Regions from separate parts of the Mus musculus genome. Here region 1 is linked to region 2. Evidence: chromatin loops called from intact Hi-C (ENCODE). Cell type or tissue: left cerebral cortex. All regions are shown on one strand. Links, peaks and the distances in the headings refer to the core of each region. The heading gives the core; the rest is flanking DNA.

Region 1 (8,340 bases), core at 262-8,261, 140 kb before region 2:
GGATTGCATAGTCTAACTTGGCTGCTTCCCTCCCAAACCACTCTCGCCTCAGGCCTCTCCCACAAAGTTTATGGAGTGCTAGATGTTGCTGCGCATAACATCCCTGGTGAGCATGTAATCAGCTCTCCTTCTGGCGAGTACTTAGCAGCCACTGGAGCAGAAGGCAAATCCAGATACAAATTGACATGCCGGCGAATTACGGCTCCTGGCTTTGCAGAAGGCGCAGTGCTCTCTGCAGTCCAAGCTCTTGCTCATGGGATCCAGAAGGCCGTGAAAGCGGCGGCAGAGGAAATAGGCTTCTAAATGAAATGAGGTCTGATGTCTTCCTAATTTTGGTAACTTTGCTTTGTTAAGCCTTGGTTTCTTTATTTGTAAAACGGGGCTGTTAACTCCAGGATCCTCGGAGGGTACTGTGATATTGGCAAGTGTTGTAACTGTCAGGAACAGACACAGAGGTACCCATTGGATTCTCTCCTGCAGTTATCCAATGTCTCCTGCATTGCAGTCACCTGAAGCCCCACTGAATTAGGAGGCTATATTTCTAGGTTAACTCACACTGGGATGCTCAGAGTCTTCACTATGTGGGCCTCTCTGCTGGGTTACAGCAATGCATTTGGATCTTTCTGAAGCAGGTCACTCTGTCTCTTATGACCTCACTTTCAATCATATATTGTTCCTACCATCTCATTCCATCCATCAGGAGCAAGTCACTGTGACCATCTACACTTGTAGAAAGGACGGCTGGGGACCACCTTTGAAGGCTGGTCTGCCCAGGTTTCAATTCCAGTAATTTCCATTTCATTTTGTCTGACTCCCCATTTTAAATCTCCTTCCATAGCTCAGTGGCCACCAAGGCTAAAATCCCACACTCTACACATTTCCCACTGTTACATTCTCTTCAGACCAGCTTGGTGCACGTGGTCCTTCTCCTTATAGTACACTCGACTGTCTTGTCACCTATGGCTAAGTGTTCTCTGGTTCTACACAGTGATGCCAGAAGCAGAAGGCAGCGGGTTCCAGGGAGGCAAGATCATCCCGAGTGCAGGATCAAAGCAGCAGTGGGATTAGGTGCTAAGGAGTACCCAGCACGTGCTGTTGAGATCCTTGGATTCACACACACACACACACACACACACACACACACACACACACACACACGATTTTTTAGAAACTTCAGCTGTGCTATCAACTGTGAAAAAAAAAATATCCCAGTATATCATGCTGGGTTGGCATAGTACAGAAATTAACAGCCATATTGGTCTAGAAATGTTAAACTTAAATTCTTCCATTTGTAAAGGGGTAATGAACTGTATTAAATGTGTGAAATCTTATCTATGTGCGTCTGATTATAGAAATTAATAATGTATTCTCTAAATAATTGAGGGTGGAAAAGGATCCCTCAAAGGCCCTGGAGCAACTGGAGCAAGTAGCTCAGCCAGAGGCCAGACAAAGTCAGGGACTAGACAAAGCTGGGAATGGGGGATGAGTGGGTAGCAGGCACAGGCTACTAGCAACAAGGACAGCCTGGGAGGCAGAGCTACCTGTGGGCCACGTTCCAGCTGCTTGCATATTCTTCTGCCCTCGAGAGAGCCAACCCCCAAACACCACCCTAAAGCGCCAGCCAAGATCATCTTGGAGTGTGAATGCTAAGCACAGACAGTCCTAGTTTCTTGGCAGAGACAGTTCCCCTAACACAAGCTGCCCTCAACCCCTTTTCCAGTAAGCAAGCTTTCCTGGCTCATTATAATGCTGGCATTGCCATCCACAAGATGAAAGTTGCCTACAACAAAAATAAACATAAAACGGTTATGATATACACATCTCTGAGGACCAAAGTGTCCATCATCACAGATGGCTTATTCATCTCTGTGTAATGAAATCAAGATCATAATTGTATATTTCCAGCCTGTTCACTCTCCCTGCTTGCTAAAGAGGGGTCTGGCTTTGTCTGTCTGATCAGCTTCTGCCTGCTCTTGCCCTCTGCCCTTCTGTAGTTAGAATCTAGAGAAGAGCACGAGGGATCTGAACATGGTTGAAAGACAGATGAGCTTGGTGTTTGAATAGCTAAGAGTAGTGAGCGAGTATTTATAACATGTGAGAAAAATGAATGGAAGAGTAAAGGATTCTAAAAAGAGAAATGTTTTCTGAGACTACGATTCCTTTTTAAACTGACCAAGAATAGCAAGTTAAAAAAAATACGGTTATTTGGAAATTTCTTTTTAGTTGATGGACTTTTTTGATGGTATTGGATCATTGGGGTCTCTGCTTTAGTGAGCATCATTAGTATCCACAGTGTCTAGAACAGGACACTGGGTAGTGTGGTCAAATAAATAGCACATACCCATGAAATTCCCAAGACACTCCCTGCAAAGCTGAAATATAGCAGCAATGAGATTAGACAATGCACAGAGCTATGTGAGGCCAAGTGCCCTGTGAGCAGTTAGCACTTGCTGCGCCTTCTGAATTCTTTGTGATGCCACCCATGGCCTCTTCTCCTAGTTCAGACTCCATATAACCTTCTTCCATTCCTTCTTCTTCCTCAAGTACCTGTGGTTCCCATCCTAATCAGAGATCTAGTAAACCACTGGGTACCACTCGTCTTACTGCCTAATGGTTTCTCTTTCTTTGTCTTCACATGCCACTATCTCAGACCAGGACCTTATCCAAAAGAAAATTAGTTTTAATTTTGAGGGAAATCAAATACAGTTCTGAGAACAACCAACATTGTTCTAATTGAAAACAAAACTGAAGGCCTTTTTCTGTTACTTTATGCATCCTTCTCCTCATGCAGAACCAGGGATATTTTTCTGACTCAGGCAGGCATTGACCCTGAGGGACACATGCATGCACAACCCCTGTCGTGTGAGCATGCGTGCTCATGCACACATGCACATGCATACACCAGCATCCTGAGTGTGTCAAAAGGAAAACCTTTTGTTGGTAATATTTTGATCTTGAGTCTATATTAAAACAATCTGTTGTCATAAGAGAACTTTGGGTATCATCATCAATCCCTTTTCTTCAAAATTCTAGAAACAGTGATGTCAAAATGCATTATTTTTTCTGGAACGAGGCAGGAGGTACTCTATGGATTTGCACTGAGTTAGAAATCAGAACAACCCCAGCAAGCAGGCAGCTCACAGAGCTGCCAAACTAAGGCGTCATCAGTGAGACACAAAGTCCCAGTCCACCCTACTGCTTCACTGATGGCAACAAAACAGGAAGCTCGTGGCTTCATACGGTAAATCCCAGCAGGACAAGGTAATTCTAGGCCTGCATTCGGGGCCTGGTAGCAGGACCCTGTGGAATATGAAACATTCAATGCACCTGTTATTTTTAATGTCATTTCACACAGGGAGGTGGAGAGATCCTTAAAGGAAGACCAGGACCTAATCTTGATAGTATTAAAACAATTATAGATTAATTATTTTCAATAGAGTTCAAAACCATTGACTGAGCACCAAAGAGCAAACATGCTTTCTTATATATTGTCTCATATACGGTTTTTGGTACGTTTTAATTTTAGTGTCTTTACCAAAAATAGGAATCTGTTTGCTGAGAAAACAGAGGGGGTTTGAGATCACTCTTGTCCATTCCTCTTCTCTGGGAGAACTATAAGATGATATCTCACATATGTCCTCTGAGGTGGGCTTTTAGGAATAAATGAAGCAAACTTTAATAATTGTTGAATCTAATTTAGATGCTATGTGACCTTTCCTTTTCCTATTTCCCCTAAGTTTGGAGGTTTTCAAAAGTTCCTATGAAACGATAAAACCATCCTTCCTTGGGACAGGCAGACTCTCAACCCCTCTCACAAGTTCTTTCTCTTCCCACGGAGCCATTAGGGCACTGCTAGTGAGGCTGCCATGATAAGCTCTGGAAGCCCTGGAGCAGCCACAGGACATTACACATTTCGTCTGAAGAGATCTCTCCCCAGGGTATGCATTCACTCCTGGCGCAGTCTGATTTGCCTGGGTGATGTATGCAGTTGTGATTCAGGCCTACCAGTCATCTAGAGAGGCAATCCTTCTTCAGAGGACAGCCGAGGGCATGTGAGATGCAGCCTGTGACAGGTACGATGACAGGAAGATTCATCTGCCAGATGGAGAAATGTTTCGTAATGTTTTTCAGCTTCAGGACGGGATCCAGACTCAGCAACAAAGCTTCTCAAAGTCTGAGCCTGCAGCAGAGGGGATTTGTCCACTCTCTGCAAACTGGCAGCCAGACCTGTAGGTTCAGCAGAGCCACAGGTTGAGGCCCAGCAAGGCATTCACCACTCTTGGGACAAGATCCTATAACAATGTGCTGTATGCAAATAGACATGAGAAAACATCAATGCTGCAAAATTGCTGAGGGAAATAAGCTGGACTTACAGTATTTTATAACATTTTAGATGTCAGATAGAGTGTTAGATTTACATTCTGATATCGAACAAAGCCACTGACAGCTTGTGACTATGGGTAATATTTAATAACCAGCCTGCTTTCTTTTGTCGCTGGTGAAAGATAGGTATAAACTTGTAGAAACACTATACAGAAATTACCAAGACAGACTTAGGAAACAGTAAGTTCTCAGTGCTCTAAGAGCCACCCACGGGAGAAAATACGTGTGGGCTGTAGAAATTACAAAAGGAAAAAAAACTCTTTAAAGTGGAGAAATTACAAAAATAGTTGGAAACTAATGGAAAGCTAAGAGAACCGTCTGGACAATGCCGGTTTCTCTTAGGTAGATGTTGATCTCTCTGAACTTGCCCCTCATTTTACAAGACATTAAATTATTTAAGTCAAATCAAAGTCTCCTGAATATTCAACAATCTCATTTCACTAGTTTGAAAGGCTCTTAGCAATGACACACACCACCCCTGCAGAGCTGGGGCAGAGGCAACTCCATGTAGACCTCCACCCCCACGCACATATAAAGAAGCAGACAACATGGTGGCTTAAAGCGTTACTAAAAAACAAACCATTTCCCTAAATTATGCTTCTTCTGTTCCCTCAACTCTGTTAAAACATTACAGCTCATTAGTGTTGTGGGGTTTCAGGACCCCAAGTCTATAATTCTCGGTTAGTGCTGTCCCATATGCCATAGCAGGAAGACACGATTAAACCAATCCTACTTAAATCCGTGCCAGCTCAGAGACTTTGGGCCCAAACCAGAGATGCAGCTTCAACGTGGATGTTTAACATCTGCCTGATTTACGACCTCCTTGCTTTATGAAGAGAGCTGGTGAAAGCTGTGGGGGAGCGTTTCGATGCCACTAACACTCATTTGCAGCAGTAAATTGTGACAGCATTGTAAGAGCAAATGTATCAGTCGGTCAGAACCTATTCTGACGCAAGGCCATCAGCAGGCTGGGAAAATCACTACATACACAGGATGCAAAAGGCTAGCTTCAAGTAGCGTTTAGGGCATATTTCTAAGTAGTCAGAAAATTAGGAATATAGACATTAAGAGTCCCACAGCTATACTAATTGGGCCACATGATTATCTAACCATCAGGTTGTATATGACTTAGACCAGGACTGGCGGGTGTCACAATTAGACTCCAAAGTCTATCAGCCATCTGCAGTGTGGAATTGTCAACCCTAATGGTCTGATTATACTTCCTGTTTGTACTATGACTTTTTTTTTTTCAGATTAAACATTTTCTCCTAACTTGTTAAATGGCGTTAAAGTCAGTTGTGATCCTTCTCCTCTTCCCCCCCCCCCCCAGCCCCCTGCTCTTTCCTCTAGTTACTTTCTTTAGGAATCCTCCCTATAAAACAGTTTTAATTACTCTTTGACAATTTTATACCTGTCTGTGATTTATTTTGATCATATCAACCCCTCCATTACCCACTCTTCTCCCACTCCAACCCCCTCTAGAACCCTTGTTTGTCCCAACAATTCATATTTTGCTTTTGTAAGCAATCTACTGGGATGGATCAGAGTTGGACCTAGGTGGGAGTTTATTTACTTAAGCCAGGGTGAGTTACCAGTGACAATACCACTGAAGAAAAATGACACTCCCTTCACCAGGAGCCATTACCTGTCAATAGCTCCTTACCTCAGGGTGGGCGCCTTAGATGAGCCCATCCCATTCACAATGAAACACTGAGGATCTCAGTCGCATGTAAGTCATAGAGCCTTTGGTTTTGGCACCTCTGATAACTGATGGGCAAACTGAACTTTCTAAATTATCATTGTCTGTATAACCACCATGTAGAAGCCATTGGCAGATGTTTCTGCCTACTAAACACAGCCACAGCACATCTGACGGCTAATCTGCTGCATGGTCTCCTGGGGAACTTTCAGGGCCCACCAGTTGTAACTGACTTGCTTTTTTGTCCTCCTCACTTGGAATTACATTCTCCAGCAGTGGAGACAGTGCTGGGGCATAATATGTACACATTAAATATTTGCTGAATGACTGAATGAATGGACCTACCCTCCTGTGCTAGCTGGCAATATGAACTATTTTGGAAGTTCATCTGGAAAGTAATTCAGCAGTATCAATATTCATTAAAATACTCATAATCTTTGACCTTAAAATAATAATTCTGAGACTGTATTCTGGGGTGATCATTCAGTGGGGAAATGATATATATGAGGTATTACCTGTAATAATGAAATGTCAAGTGAGTTTAAAGTAATAATAAAAGAATAGTTAAAGTAAATACTTCCAAATGAATACTACCAAGTCAACAAAAATTATAAGGATTGGCCCTTGGCATGGAACATTCTTATGACCTATTTTACTATTCAAAAGTATTGAAAATTAAAAATAATACCTACTTTACATAGTAATGATAATTTTTAAAGTACTCAGTGTTGGGTGTGGTAGCATACACCAGTAATCTTAGCACGTGGGAGTTCAAGGCCTGACTAAACTATGTGATGAGTTCTGTGTTCATCTGCCTATGGTGTGGGACCTTCTCTTAAAATATAAAAAATACTCAGAAAGGAAAGCTGTCATTGTGGGAACACATCCCTTTCTTTTCTTTTCCTGTGATATATCACAAACTCACAAAGAAGTGCTGGGATTACAAGCATGAAACATCATATCTGGTCTTTGAATAACATATTTTGAAGATAATAACCAAAAGGATTTGCTTATGTGTTAGACGTGGGATGCAGGAGAAAGTGAGATGGAGATGATGTGTAGGCAGCTGGAAGTACAAGTCTGGAGCTCATAGGGACGGAAAGCACTGTTGTATTACCTAACACATACAATGGTAGATTTCCTATGGGATGAACAGAGGTGGGACTTTGCTCTGAAGCTAGTGATAGTTAGAGATCTGGAGGAGGCAGGGCCTAGGCAAAAACATCTGAAAAAAGAACCTAGAAGAGCAGTGTCCCAGAGGCCAAGGAAGAAAGGGCTATAACAGGCCAGGAGTGAGTGAAGTGTCAAACCCTGTTAGGAGGTCAAATGAGAGGAGCTGGGCTAAGGCTTAACATTGGGTCTCTGGTGATCTACAGAAGGCTGGAGTGGGAAGATAAAGGCCTGTTAGGGTGATCTCCAGAGGAAATGAAACAGAAGTCAGGACAGTGAGTATAGATTTTTTTTTCCCAGTAGTTGAATTGCAAAGAAAGGCAGGGAATAGAGGTTATAATGAAAAGGAAAATTGGGGTTAAGAGAGGGTAATATGTTTAAGCTGGGCACTGCTGTAGTATGTGCCTGATGTTGAGGGGGATCACCTAGCAGAGAATGGGAATTTCTTCTAGAGCAAAACCTGGGAATAGGTTCAGGGTCATGGGGACCTGGGGCACGGAGGTGGGGTCAGAGTACATGATCATAAAGTTTAAGCAAGAAGATGCATCAGGAGAGGCAGCGTATGTCCTATAGAGACAGTAGTGATAATCAGTAACACATAGACATTTACAAAGACAAATACCTTCATCACCTCACTGATGTCTCAGAGCGGTAGGGCTTACTTTGGTGAAGAAAAGAAAGGAGATAATACCTCAGAGGGACAGTCTTGCCTTGGACATCCATCAGGAGAGTCAGAGTTGGAAGTCAAGTCTCTGAGAATGGTCTCAGAGAAAAATGTTGAGTGGTATGTGATGCTTGCTCAGAACATCTAGAGATGACCAGAGTAAGCCAAACCTGCTAAGAAAAAAATCAGAACTAGAATGTGTTGCTTTGTATACAGCAGAGGCACAAGACAAGTGTATGAAGTGGGCTTGGGGTTCTCAGAAAGAATAGATAAAATTAGAAAAAAATTCTGATATAGACAAGACTTTCTACCCAATCTTTTGAAACTACTTGTATTGTACTAGTGCCCAGAGAGTCCATGAACTAAGATAGACTATTAGTGGAGTGCAACATAGTGGCAGGGTGCTCCCTTTGGGACTCATGGG
Region 2 (8,340 bases), core at 116-8,115:
ATCTTTCCCATCTGTTGTACAGAGGATGGGTGTTTTCCAAACCAACTTCTGAATGAACACATGAACTGAGGAAGCCATGGAAATGTATGGCCAGGGGATGCAGTGACCAGGGATTTCAACCTGCTGCTGAGCCCAGACCTCCACTAAAATTCATCAGGGTTGTGGTGCCAAAGCCACTCTTCCCACAAGCCACTCCTGGGAAATGATTAATCATGCCATAGCTCACCCTAAACATGTCCCATCCACGGTTTTTCAAGACAAAGACCAAATGTTCAAGACACCCAGCATTCTCTGTCTAAGGAGTTCTGAGATTTTTTTTTCCTGTACCATTGACTCAAGTCTGAAGGAAAACCCTGGAAGCAGAAACTCCTTTCTGCCCTCCAAACGTTCAACTCCTACAAGCAAGGAATTACTGTCCCATTCAACTCTAAATGCAACCGAACCCTGGGGGTTGGCACAAACATTCCTAAAACTTAATCACTGTCACATCTTCAGATAACTTTGATTATTCAAGCAAGGAATTGCTTTTTTTTTTTTTAAGTGGCCTAAGAGTTGGCCAAGAAGAACAAGTCCTTTTCAATAACAAAGATACAAATTACAAGATAAGCTTTCTTGTAAATTTTTAATTCTTCATTTCTCCTATCATTTCCCTACTATTCTGAATCTTGATTTCACCTAAAAACAATTACAAAGTAGGACAATCCAGACCTTTATGTAGCCAGTCAAAATATCTACTGACTGCATATTACATTTCAACTCTAAAGTATTAGTCCTTTGGAGACTGTCTTAGTTAGGGTTTACTGCTTTGAACAGACACCATGACAAGGCAACTCTTATAAAGACAACATTTAATTGGGGCTGGCTTACAGGTTTAGAGGTCCAGTCCATTATCATCAAGGCAGGAAGTGTGGCAGTATTGAGGTAGACATGGGGCTGGAGGAGCTGAGAGTTCCTCTTATTCTAAAGGCAGTTATCAGAAGACTGACTTCCAGGCAGCTAGGATGAGGGTCTTAAAGCCAATGCCTACAGTGACACACCTACTCCAAGGCTACACCTCCTAACAGTGCCACTCCTTGGGCCAAGCATATATAAACCATCACAGAGACTATGATAACAACTGATACGATTTCTACCATCATTAGAATTGTAAATTTTGGAGGTAAATAGTCAATAGTAAAACAATCCCCCAAACAATATCCAAATATATGTTAGGAAATGTGCTATGAAGGGCAGGATGCCATGAAGTACCCCAGATGAAGTAACAGATTGGGCTGAGTTCTGAAGCATGAGTAACAATTAACTAGGCAGAGACAGTTACTTTAACTGGAGCAGGATAGGGATACCTGCTCCATGCAGGTGGATCAGCATTTGGAAGAGAGAAAGAACCACAGGGAATCCCAATAGCAGGGAAGATGGCCAAGAGAGCTGAGCCCCAAGTGTGAGGAGAAGGGCAGTGAGATGAGACTCATGCCAGACCTTGAGGATTGTCTTAATCCACTCACTCAGAGCCTTGTGTTCTCAGCATCCCTCCATGCATGCATCCCACCAGGCTCTGCATTATTTACCCCATACATCTTGAAATCCTTTCTCAACCCTCTTTCCTCCTCAGGAGAACATACAGGCTTTCTTCCTGAGCTTAGTTAGCTTCAGCACCACTGTCCTCAAATTCCTCTTCCTTCATGCTGTCACCTCTGTCTCTTTGACTCTGCTGCCTTTTCATGCAAGAGTCTTGATGCTTTATTCCCCCTTCTTCAAGTTTATCCTCAGATCCTTTCTCTGATGATGTGTAACTACCTCCCAAGGATGGTGCCCATCCAAAGGGAAGACAAAGTCTCTCTGATTTTATCTAACAACATGAAATCCACAATAGTGTTCTGCAGGGATTTATTTGTAGGAGACATTTGTAGCTTGATATTCCTGAAGCTTTTAAAGCCTGTTAGGAAAGCACTTACCATTTTTAGAAAATGAAACTTGTCTAGCTTCCAGTAGGAATACAAACTAGAAACCATCATCACAGTTTCACTCAGCAGACTGGTGAAGTAGGGTGATTTTTACCCCCAGGAAGCTGAAAGTAATGTCTGGAGATATTTTGGGTTTTGCACGAGAATGGAATGGTGACTAAGAAACAGAACCCAAGAGTGCCAACAGCATCTGAAACATCTACAGTGCACAAGATAACCCAAATCATAGAGACATATCCAGCCCCAAATGCTCTTAGTGCAAAGGTTGATAAACCTCTCAAGATGTGGAAATGACAACTCAAGGTCTACACTGTTCATCACTGATTAATGCTATTCAATGACTACCACCTCCACAATGCATTCAAATAATTGCGGCATGTATTTGTAGATATTTTTGTTGATTACAGGTTCATTCTTCTCGTCTCTGTAATTTAAGTATTTAAAGCCTTCAAGGAAATGAACCATCCTCACTATATACTTAGTAACCCAATAAAATCTGGTTTACAATTGGATATGATGTTCTATATTGATAGAGACTATCTAGCAAAAAGTTCTAAATTTCTTACATTATTTTGTATTACTGCAATAGAATATCTAAGGCCTATAGATAAAAGGATTTATTTCTTAAAGCTTTGGAAACTGAGAAGTCCAAGATAAGGGGCTACATCTAATATGGAGTGTTTTTGTTTTGTTTTTAAGATTTATTTATTTATTTTATGTAGGTGGGTATACTGTCATCTTCAGATACACCAGAAGAGGGCACCAGATCCCATTACAGATGGTTGTAAGCCACCATGTGGCTGCTGGGAATTGAACTCAGGACCTCTGGAAGAGCAGCCAGTGCTCTTATCCACTGAGCCATCTCTCCAGCCCATAGGGGGAGTTCTTACTGTGTTGTATCACATGACAAGGCCATAGAAGCATGTAACCTTGGGTTTCTCTTTTTATATCTTGAGGCCCCCACCCTCATAACTTCATCTAGTCCTAATTACTTCCCAAGGCCTCACCTCCAAAAACATGAATCAGGAGATTAAGTTTCTGCCACATAAACTTTTAGGGGAAATTTCTAAACCATAGCAGTCTCCCCTTTGCTGCCAGGGACCCCAAGCTGCTCCATGGAAGGCAAGGTGGAGGTGCTGTATAGTTAAGATAGATTTGAACTTGCAGAAGTGACAACAACCCCAAATCCTAGTTTCTCTAAAGCTTCAAGATTTTCTCACTCAACGTCTTAACTATAGACCAGCAGGTGTTCTGCTCCTCTTTAGTCGCTCAGAGGCCCAGACTGATCAATACTCTGCTGTGTCATGCTGAAGCTTCAGAAGTCATCTCAACAGAGAGGAGACAGTAGAGATGTAGACCTCAGCTCGGAACTATTACAAGTTGTTTCTTCTCAAGGTTTGTAGGCTAAAATATTCATATAGCCATAGCCAGACCAGACCAGATAGAAGACTGAGCAAGCAGACTATTAGCTAAGTTTAATTTTTAGCCCGAGCAGGTAATATCCAGGCAAGTAATTTCTCCAAGTCATCATTTCTCCCATTTTTGAGGCAGCAAAAAGAATAATTATTCCTTATACAGTGGCTGTGATGCATCAAACTAAATGTTTTACAATTCGTGATCTACAGCAGACTTCAGACCTATGGTATAAGTAGGCACAGTTAACAAAAAAATGTTGTTGTGATTACAATGATAGTAATGACTATATTGTTCTTAGTTTACAAAGTATGTGTGACTCCATCCAATCATAAGACAAGGTGGGCTCAACTAGAATCTTCTCCCTGACTTTTCTTCCCACCTGTGTCAATACAATGATTTGTCAAATTTTATTTTGTATCCTTGAGAGTAGTGTTTAATCTTTATTAATTCATCTAAAAATCAATTTTGAATACCATGTTTTAATCAATATATGGGTAGATACGAGACTTAAATAGAAAGATAAATGAGACCATAGCCACCTTCTTCCAAGAGTTCACAGCCTGAGACTGTGGGAATCCAGAAGAACTTAGGAATGGTACCCAGCAGTTTGAGGAATCACACACACACACACACACACACAAAACCTTTGTGAATAAATGTATAAAAGTTAACTGTAGTTTAAATGGATGTTGTCAAGGAAGTAAGTGGTCTGATGAGGAAAAATAGTCCAGCAAAAGGAAGACCATTTGTAAAGATTCAGAATGAATGTGTAATTGTGTAATTTAGTAAGGTCAGAATATTGAACAAAAAGAAGGGCAGGAACTAGGAGTAGAGGCAGTCTTCTATACCATAAAGTATAAGCAGGATAGCAACATGATCAAATCTGCTTTTGAAATAATCTATTAAGTGTGTATATTAATCTGCTAATGCCACTATAACAAAATAACCAAGTACTAAGTAATTTAAACGATAGAAATTTATTTTTCACAGTTCTGTGGCTTTACTTCCAAATTCAAAAAGGTGACAGGGAGTACAGCTACTCTCTCCTTAGACTGTAGGTTGCTTTATCTTCCTTGTCTCCTCACATGGCCATATGGTCTTCCTTCTGTGTACACACCCTTATGGTATCGACTCTACTTCTTATAAGAGCATTAGTCACACTGGAGAGGGCCCCACCCTTATGACTTCATTTAACTGTAGTTATCTCCTTAGTGGGTATCTCTAGACTTAGCTTCGCTGGGTGTGAGAACTTTAGTAGGAAAGGACAATTAAGTCTAACACTGGCCAAGCTTGCTAGCAGGAAACAGAGAGAGGAGAAAGCTGCCACAATCCAGGCAAATCATTCATTGACTTGTAATAATTTAATGGACATAAGGATGAAGAAAAGGGAGGTATCTGAAAAATAAAAAGTCAGTAGGCATAGGTATGTCGCTTAAAACCTAGGTTGGGAATACAAAATGAGAGAGCTATCAGCTTGGATGGAGTTAGCTAAGGACATGAAAATAGATTTGGTCACCCGAGTAAACTCAGTAGAGTGACAAGAAGAGGTGGCCAAAAGCCAAGCCTCAGAAAACACCATTTACAAAGTGGACAGAAAGAGAATGGCCAAAAAAGCACTTGAGAAAAGAGCTTAAAAGCAAACTAAAAACTCAAGATCATTTGAGGTCACAAGAAAGACAGTGAAAGGACCCTGCTCAGTAGGGTCAAATGCCAGCAAATCGTTAATAATGTACATTTTACAATAGGTTAAGGACCCAGAGACTGAATGACCTCTCTGGGGACAGGTGTGGCACAGAAAAGACTGACTCTGTGATGGTGCTGTGTGACAAGGGGACATGAGGGACAGAGGAAACTAAAGTCCTCGTGACTCGGTTGACTGAGGAAGATACATAAAGGAAAAAACGTTGAGGCAGATAAGCAGGTTAAAGATGTGCTTTTGTTCTGGTGAGAAGCTGAAGTACGCCTTTATGCTGAGAGGCACATGCCAGTCAAGAGGTAGATTGCAACTCTATCAGAGTATAGGAGAGTGGTGGCCTAGGAAGCATTGGGAGTCCTGACTACTTAAAGCCCGGTACAGTCTGTCTGATGTAGAGAACTTAGGCTGTGCAAAAGTTAAAGCACACAGGATGCTGAGGTTCCCGCTTCTCCCACCTCTGTCCTAAAATCTTCAAGGCATCTTCTACGTTCTTAGACGGCTTTTCACACATCTTCCGATCTATTAGGGCAAACACATTATTTTTCTGGGTCAGGTTATTGTTACCTAGATATCTGAGATTTATCAAAGTCCCCAGCACCTAACAGTTCAATAAACACTTGACAAATAAGTCAACCTGAGGCAGTGTCTTATCCCGCTTAGTGCATATCTTCCTGTGGAGACCAGAGAATGGACCACGTGGTAGTCAGGTATAAAGAAAAGGCAGGCTCACTTGCACGGAAGCTCTCTAGGAAAGATTCATTATTCATTCCACAAACATTTACTGAGCGTATGGCGCTGCCTTCAGCCACGGAACAGATGGCCCAAGGCAACCGACACACGAAGCCTCCTCCAAGCTGGAGGATTCCCTACTCCCCACAAATGACAAATCAGTAGCTGTTGCATGCATCCATCTGCTGCGATCTGGAGCCCAGATATTCTCTCCGCCTCTCCAGCATGGAGAAGCAGATCACTACCAATTTTCCTTTCTGTCAACAGGAGTTGAGGAATAGAGTGTGCCGAATTGACATAAGCAGCTCCAATTGCCTTCAGAATTTGGCCTGAAGCCCAATTATATTTTTCTAGTTTGTGCCACAGTACATGAAAAGTACAATTTGTCTCATTTCTTTCCCTTACTTTTAAAAATATTCAAAAAAAAAAAAACTTGGCTGAGTGAAACCAACCAAGCATGTTCTTCAGGAATAACTTTGAGCACAATCATAGCTATGTTATTATGATATATACTCTAAGGCAGATTCAGTTGAAAGAATGTGGATATATTATTTTAAAATTATATGCACATGAATAAAGTATACTGCATACAAATAATTTTAAAATATTGTTGCTAGGTTGAGGATAACTCAAGGTTATAAATACATTCATGTGCACAGGCATGATTATGGTCTTACACACACACACATACACACACATACAGAAAGAGAGGGGGGAAGAGAGAAGGAGAGAGAAATTCATTCATTCACCAATGCAATGTTTTGTAAAAGAATTATTTTCTAAGCTTGTTGTTTGAAATTTGGACTATATATTTTCAAGAATAATGTATGCATATAAGTGGCTTGTCAAGGAATCTCAAAAGGCCGACTTCACCAACAGTTCAGACAAACTAGGTAAAATTGGTCCGGTTTCCATGGGCAGGAGATGTAGTGGTTCCTGCCTGAAATTTCAGCACCAGACTGCCTGAGGCAGGAGGAACACCATGGTTTTGAGGATAGCCTGAGTTAATGATGAGTCCAGGACAACTTGGACGAGAGAAAAGACCCTGTCCCTGGCAGGGTCTCATGCTTAGACACAACACCATGTTCTAATTGCATTCACACCTTGCCTATAGCTTAGTACATATGACTAACTATAAACAGACCCACACCCGTGGTTCGTCTTCAAGAGAACCTAGGAGGGAATACACTGGTAAGATACAGATAAAGCGAGTTTAGACCATTCAGTTGTCTTCTTGGAACAGAAAATAGAAAACATTTTTTCAAACTGATTTAATCACTAGCATCTAAAATGAGAAACAGAGTAGATGCCGTGGATGTATGCAGACTTCAGTTTTCCTCTTCTGTGAACACAGCCCAACACCATGTGACTATTTCTGGCCAACAAACCATGAGTACAAATATATCCTTAAGGCTGAGGCAGGCAGGGGAAAGCTACAAGGTGTGAGCACCCAGTCTCTCTGTTTCTTGGTGTTTAGTTTGCTAGGGTTGCTATAATCTTAATTATAGCATAGTACCATAATCTTAATTGTAGGAAACAACATCAGCTCAGGATTCCCAAGATCAAGTTTTCAGCACAAAGGAGATTTATTTGCTTCAGAGGAAGCAGGGGGCAATCAGGGAGAAAGGCAAGGCCTGCCAGAGCCATGTTTGCCATGCCAGGACTGGCTAGAGTCCCTCATTATGGCTTAAATAACAGAAAGTTTCTATCTCACAGGTAAGAAACTTGAGAGTAGGGTGCTTCTGGCCAACGGACTATGTTCCCTTTATAATCACAAAGGAAAGACATACTCCAGGACTTTGTGTTGGCTTCTGAGAGTACAATGTCTGTGGCAATGTAATTCCAACCTTCACATGGCAAGTTTCTCTGTGTGCCTCTCTGCATCGAGAGTGCTGCCTTCTTGTATGGGGTCAGCCATATTAGATCAGAGTTCTGCTATGGTTAGAAATGGTTTCAGTAAATTCCTCACATTTCCTATAGTAGAATTTAGTCTTCATTGAGAGATACTGTGGTGGTTTGAATAAGCTTGGCCCATGGGAAGTGGCACTGTTAGGAAGTGTGGCCTTGTTGGAATAGGTGTGAACTTGTTGAAGGAAGTAAGTCACTGTGTAGGCAGGCTTTGTGCTTTGAGGTCCTATGTTCAGGCTCCAGCCAGTGCAGAAGAGATCTTCCTCCTAGCTGCTCATGATACTGTCTTACCTGGCTACCTTCAGATCAAAATGTAGAACTCTCTCAGCTCCTTTTCCAGCACCGTCCCTGCCTAGATGCTGCTATGGCTGCCATGATGATAATGGACTGAACCTTTGAAGCTGTAAGCTAGACCCAATTAAATATTTTCCTTTATAAGAGTTGCCCTTGGCCATGGTGTCTCTTCACAGCAATGGAAAACCTAACTAAGACAGATACTGAGGGAAAAAAAAGCTGATTATAGTGTCTAGAACTGGGAGTAGACTTAGGTTAGATAAGGTCATCAGACTCTAGCCCCATAGTTGAACTTCTTGTAGCTTTCTAACATGAGAAAGAAAGACCAGAAAACAC

The links. Hi-C counts contacts between places; a loop is a spot of excess contacts. Peaks named below come from ENCODE experiments on the same cell type or tissue, not always from the same donor. Only the 100,000 strongest peaks of a DNase experiment are listed, where the experiment ranks them.
Region 1: a loop joins it to region 2, with 8 times the contacts of the local background. A loop is called at or near these places in 3 of 42 quality-filtered maps.

The regions. Positions count from the first base shown.
Region 1 is chr12:77,855,851-77,864,190 of GRCm38, forward strand. No RefSeq gene overlaps it. Among named protein-coding and RNA genes, the nearest start is that of Gm24070, 45 kb to the left of the region's middle. In left cerebral cortex, for the core only: no CTCF peak of the experiment used is centred there; DNase peaks (open chromatin) are centred at 1,659, 1,913, 4,624, 4,861 and 1 more place.
Region 2 is chr12:77,996,068-78,004,407 of GRCm38, forward strand. No RefSeq gene overlaps it. Among named protein-coding and RNA genes, the nearest start is that of Gm24070, 190 kb to the left of the region's middle. In left cerebral cortex, for the core only: a CTCF peak has its summit at 2,700 (motif pointing right); DNase peaks (open chromatin) are centred at 2,073, 4,545, 5,942 and 7,165.